Regions from separate parts of the Mus musculus genome. Here region 1 is linked to region 2. A link is a loop called in an ENCODE intact Hi-C map of the cell type or tissue named here. Cell type or tissue: gastrocnemius. All regions are shown on one strand. Each heading gives the region's core, and the rest is flanking DNA. Links, peaks and the distances in the headings are about the cores only.

The links. A loop is a pair of places that touch in the nucleus more often than their neighbours do. Peaks named below come from ENCODE experiments on the same cell type or tissue, not always from the same donor. Only the 100,000 strongest peaks of a DNase experiment are listed, where the experiment ranks them.
Region 1: a loop joins it to region 2, with 13 times the contacts of the local background. A loop is called at or near these places in 40 of 42 quality-filtered maps.

The regions. Positions count from the first base shown.
Region 1 is chr7:84,271,253-84,274,062 of GRCm38, reverse strand. The region is part of intron 12 of Arnt2 (aryl hydrocarbon receptor nuclear translocator 2); the gene reads left to right. Among named protein-coding and RNA genes, the nearest start is that of Gm26708, 40 kb to the right of the region's middle. In gastrocnemius, for the core only: no CTCF peak of the experiment used is centred there; a DNase peak (open chromatin) is centred at 1,440.
Region 2 is chr7:84,087,677-84,090,486 of GRCm38, reverse strand. No RefSeq gene overlaps it. Among named protein-coding and RNA genes, the nearest start is that of Cemip, 2.6 kb to the right of the region's middle. In gastrocnemius, for the core only: CTCF peaks have their summits at 517 (motif pointing left) and 1,327 (motif pointing left); a DNase peak (open chromatin) is centred at 1,323.

The sequences.
Region 1 (2,810 bases), core at 102-2,601, 180 kb before region 2:
GGCAAAAAGATGATCCTGTCTCATCCAGAGGTTTCACTCAAATTGAGGGTGTTCCATTTTTCCTTGTCAGTCCCACAATGTGGAGGAGGGGTGCTCTTTACCCAGGGACCAAAGACATGCCCATGAGTGACACACCCATATCTGATGCTAGGTCTGATGAAAATAAGGAAGATTGGGAAATGAGAGTAGAGCCAGATGCACGGGGCTAGGTAGGCCCTGGCTGCTGCTGTGTTCAAGGTATAGAGGGTGCTGAGCAGGCTTCTCAGGTGCCAGGCTCTTGCCAGAAGAAGACAATGCTAGCTAGCCTAACCTTCTTAGCACCTGTGCAAACCAGATCTCTACCCCTAGGCTTATCTCTCCCAATATGGCCTCACACCTGCCAATTCAGGCTGCCTAGCCAAGAAGTCACGGAAATAGAAAAACAAGCCAACTATTCAGAGTCCTGGACACTATTCTGGAATCTTCCCCCTTTGGATCCTAGGGAAAACTACTTCCTCTCTGGATCCTGCCTCCTTCTCTGCCCCTATCCCTCTTTGTTCCTTCTCAGTATGTGGTTGTGTACACAGGCCTGTGCTCAGCAAGGGCTCTGAGGCCGCTGGATTCCTGTGAGTGAGGCTGTTCTTGAGGGTGTAACTTAAGCTTCACTGTCAACCTTCCTAAATCTCCCTGTCACTAACTCCTCCCTATTGATGAACTACTTCTATAGCACGTCCAAGCCACCCTATCTACAGTAACAGTGCCCTGGCTGGGCACCCAGCAGCTTTGTAGATTTGGATGGGCAGAGCTGACTGAGGAGCCTTGTTGCGGATGGTTGGGGGCTTTTAAATCTTTCACCGTTGTTCTTTTCCAGTCTTCATTTACCTTCTGCCATCAGAGTCACATGTCTGGTCACAGCTAATGAAGCTGATGTCCCCTGTCCACCATGACTGGACATGGCCTAGGCCAGGCAAGATGCTTGCATTACTGTTCTTGCTTTAAGAGGGGACCCAGTCCCAGAAGCCCAAGGCTTGAGCTTCAAAACCATGAAAGCATGGGTAGAAGTAGGCAGGTGACAGTGGACAGATACAGAGGAAGAAGAAGACAAGACAGGACCCCCCCCCCAGAGCCTAGGGAACACCCCCAGGAGGCAGCCCTGACAAGGGGGAGGCATAGAAGCAAAGTCACCCTCCTCTGCAAGCCAGCCAGGCTGACTGGGTTGGCTTTCTGAAAGCCAGACAGTGATGAGACAGAAAAGCATTTTGTTCAGAGGTGGGCTATTCTGCTGTCTCAGGTCAGTCGTTCTCAGCATCTCCTGGAAGTTGTGTGAATCAGAAAGCCCCTGGGGCACCTGCAGCAGCGGCAGTAGCAACACATGTCAGTTTTCTAAACCAGGTGTTCAGTGGCAAGGATGAAAAGCTTGCTCTGGACGGTAGAGGGCGGTGCTGACCAAGCATGTGAGCAGACAAGAGCATTCTTGAGTTTTGTCAGCTAGGCCAGCAGTAGGCCAGCTAGTTAGGAAAGCTCCTCCCATGCCCTGTGCTTGGGGGGAGGAGTGAGGAGTTGCTTGCTCGGTAGCCTTCAGCTAAGAGCATCCAAAAGCAACTTCCTGAAGGAGTTAAGCAAGCATTGGGTGTTTAGCATTTGTGCTAAACTGCTGAAAAGGCTCTTTGTCACCTCTGACTTCTTCCTGTTCCTTCCACACAGATGGAAGCCCAGAAAAACAGACTGATGCAACACACAGGGTGCACTTCACTGAGGAGGTCAGGTCTTGGTGTTTGGGATTTGATACTCTGAGAAACCAGTCATGTCCGTCTTTCCACATTCGCCCATCCTAGCTCCTGGACATTCACTTCCCATCTCTCTTCTGGAGAGTGACATGCAATTATCCTTAGGCCAAGCCTCTGCTATTAAAATAGCACTAGTCTGAGGTTGTCTCGGGTTCTCATGACACAAGCTCCTGATGTGTGCATACAGCCATAGCTACATGTGTGCACTCATATGTATGTGCATGGAGGGCTAAAGATGCATGTGTCCCTGTGATGGTAGGTGTATGTGTGCATACATGTATGCACGTGTACATGCATACACATATGTGTGAGTACAAACATGGATTCTTAAAGCCCAACTGGTCAATGATCACATATACCCCATGGTCGTTAGTAGGAGTTACCTGCTTGATAGTAGGTGGAAAGTGAAGAGAAGGGGTGGATGCAAAAGGAGGCAGAAGGTTGTACAGCCAGGAGGCAGCAGCCTTCAGTGAGGGCTGGACACAAAGAAACCATTCTGTTCTGTCTTTTTGAGAGCCAGGCAGCAACTTCCAGTCAAGATGAGACGAGACCCCTCCAATGACGGGCTCCAAACCCAGGGAGCCTCTTAGTCCTTTCTTTTCCTGCCCCTCAGAGGAGAACCAGAACTGAAGGTTATGCCCAGAACTCTAGCACGCTTCCCCCTCTGCCCCGGTGGAGGTCCTGGTGTAATGTGACTTAAACAGTTAATAACTAATGCTTGAAATTAATACACCAACAGTTACTTTTTAACCAGCTATTACCCAAATAAAGAACACAGAGACCTTTAGAATGATAATAAGCCTTAAAGCACCGGAGCTGGGCAGATATCAACCCTCTAAGCTATTTTGTCTGTTCATGCCTTGAATCCCAATATATTGCTTGCCATATGCTTCATTTGCACTGTTCTTGCTTCATCGGGCTAGCCCTCATAGCCACATGCTCATGGTCCATATTAGCCCATGGTAAGACTTCCTTCTTCCTCCTCTCCTTGGTCTCCCTTATAGTCCCTACCTGAGACCCCCCCCCCCCCCGCCCCAAGCTCAG
Region 2 (2,810 bases), core at 308-2,807:
CCAGCTCACATTGTCTTTCTAAGAAACTTTTATTCCTGTGCTCATTCATTCATAACCAGTTATGCCCGGCTTGGCTGGAGGATGTAGGAGTTACTGCAGGTAGACAAGTGCATCCAAGAGACAGCCCAGGACACGTACTGTGGTAGAGAAGGACTTTGAGCTATGGAGCCAAAAGTTGAACAATTATCTATATTCATGTATTTCTGCATTTCTCTCTGTAACATACATGGGCAAAGGTTTGGCTGTATGCTGAAACTAACAGAGATGGGATTGATTAGCAGGGTCTTCCCTCCTTTGTACTTCAATTCGTTTTCAAGCTTTGGCTTTGCTGATTTGGGATAAGCCCTCTAATAGCCCAACCTGGCCTTAAACTATCTGTCTTAGGCTTCTATTGCTGTTTATAAAGACCATGACCAAAAGCAACGTGGGGAGGGAGGGAAGGATTTATTTGGCTTCCTGATCACAGTCCACCATGAATGAAAGTTAGGGCAGAAACTCAAGGCAGCCACCTAGAGGCCAGAACTGAAGTAGAAACCATGGAGGAACACTGCTAACTGGCTGGATCCCCTTGACTTGTTCAGTTTCCCTTTTTGTTCACTCCAGGACCACTTGCCCCAGGATAATATCAACTACAGTTGGTTGGGCCCTCCCATGTCAACCATTAATCAAGAGAATGTTCTATAGACATGCCTACAGGCCAGTATGATAGGTGTTTTCTCAATTCAGGCTCTCTCAGAGGACCAAGCTCATGTCTACAACTCACCAACACCCATTTCTATGGAGCTGAGAAGGGCCCTGGGCTCCAGATTCTCTTTCCTCCACCTACTAATCTGAATTACAGGCATGAGCTACTGTGCCTGGCTTTTAAAAACATTGTATACTGTAGCTGTCTACATTGTAAACTGGTTGGTACATTGTAACCAGAAGCTAGGTGATACCCCTCCCACTGGGTTCATTTTCTGAAAAAAAAAAAATTTTTTTTTCTTGAAAATAGGAAACACATAGAATTTTTTTTTCAATTAGGAAAAGAATATACTCAGCACCAGTTTATGAGTATTCTATATCTACGTCTTTCTCTGTGGTGGTGACCAGCTCGCGGGAGAAAGGTAGAAATCCACTTAAACAGCTCCTGAAAGGTTGACCAGGGTCCTAGGACTTCCTGTCCTAAATTCTTGCCAGATGTGCCCTACTGGGCAAGCTCCTTGGCCTTCAACAAAACAGGAATCTAGCAACTCGAACTTGCTAGAAACCTGGCTTCAGGATGCAGACTTCAGAATGTTCTTTTCCTGACGCCAGCTTCAGGCTCTGTGTCCAAGGGTGACCCCTGTTGGTGGCATTGCAATTTGCTCCTTTCCCCTGCTTGAGCGGTTCAGTCTCTGGGGATATACCCGAGGTTCACTGTTTTGCTTGTTTAGTAGAACTCTCAAGGTCTAGAGCCAACCCATGCAGCCTTATCCTGCTTCTTGTTTCTGATGGTTTTCTCAGTACCTTAGAGGAGAAGTCAGGGAAATCCCAGGAAGTCGGATTTGGAGAACAGAGCTACAGGTGTGGACAGCCCTTCAAACTGTGCACAGGTGTGTATGGATGGTGGTAGCGTTGGTGGTCAATAGGTGAAGTGAGGTGACCTTTGTTTTAAGGGATGGATGTGAAATATGGCTGCCTTGTCAGATTCAGGCAGTTGGTGGAGCAGGGCAAGACAAGATATGACATCCTACAGGATGAGGTCTAAGGGCTGAATATTCCAGGAAGGTGGTAGGAACTCAGTGCAGGTCTTAGAGGCTGGTGTGACGCCGTACACCCCCAGCCAAGAGCACCACTGGTCCCTCTGGGGATCCTGGCAAGAACTTGAAAGCTATCAGTTCATTTTGCAACTAGCCCCCATCTCTGCATTTATAAGTCTTGGATTTAGAGAAGTGTAGATAGGAAATCCATCAGGTTCACATTGCTGGTAATCCACACCAAAAGAATTACCCATCATACACTGCGGGTTACAAAGGCCTGGGTAGAAATGCTGAGTGGACGTGGCTGGAGAATCTGGTTTTAGACATGTGGAGCCTGTCTGTAATTCATCAGCTTCTTCCACCCCAGGCATGAGCCGATGATAAAAGAAAACTGGATGCCAGAGGAATGAGCTGGACACTCTGCATCTTGGAGAAAGCATGACAAAGCACTTCCCAGAGCCCATCCCTTAAGCAGGAGATTACTCCTCATCCCTGAGATGCCTGTGAAGATGAGCTCCTCCCTTGCTTTGCAGCCTCTGGTCTGTGCTCCACTGGTGGGAGAAGGAGCCCCAGTGAGGCTGGTCCAAGCACAATGCCCAGTCACCTGCTCCTCCTTGTTTGTGGGCCTGGGGAATGGGTTCCTTAAGAAAGGGATTCAGCAAGTATGTGTACTGCAAGGACTGGATAGGCACTTTATAAGGAGGTAGGTCTCAGTTTTATTCTGCTAGAAAGGGAGAGCAAAGAAAGGAAGCTTGCTACCAGACCCCGTTGATGGTATGCTTGGAGTTCAAAGGCAAACTGAGACTCTTGATCTTTGGTTCCAGCTTTCTAGAGAAGATCTGGGGTGGAGTGCTGTGCTTCCCTGGTTCCAACACATGGCCCAAAGGCTGCTGCCCAGAGGACCTAGACAGGGGCTTCCAAAGTCTCTGCCATAGACTGGCCCTAAAGCCTGCACTGAGATTCCTAAAGCTGGTGGGCACTGCCTAGAATGAAGACCCTCTCGCACAGCAGTGAGCATAGGACATTGGCAGGCAGGAAGAAATGTGTACTTGAGAACTCTCATTAACCAGAGGAGGGAGCTGAGCAATA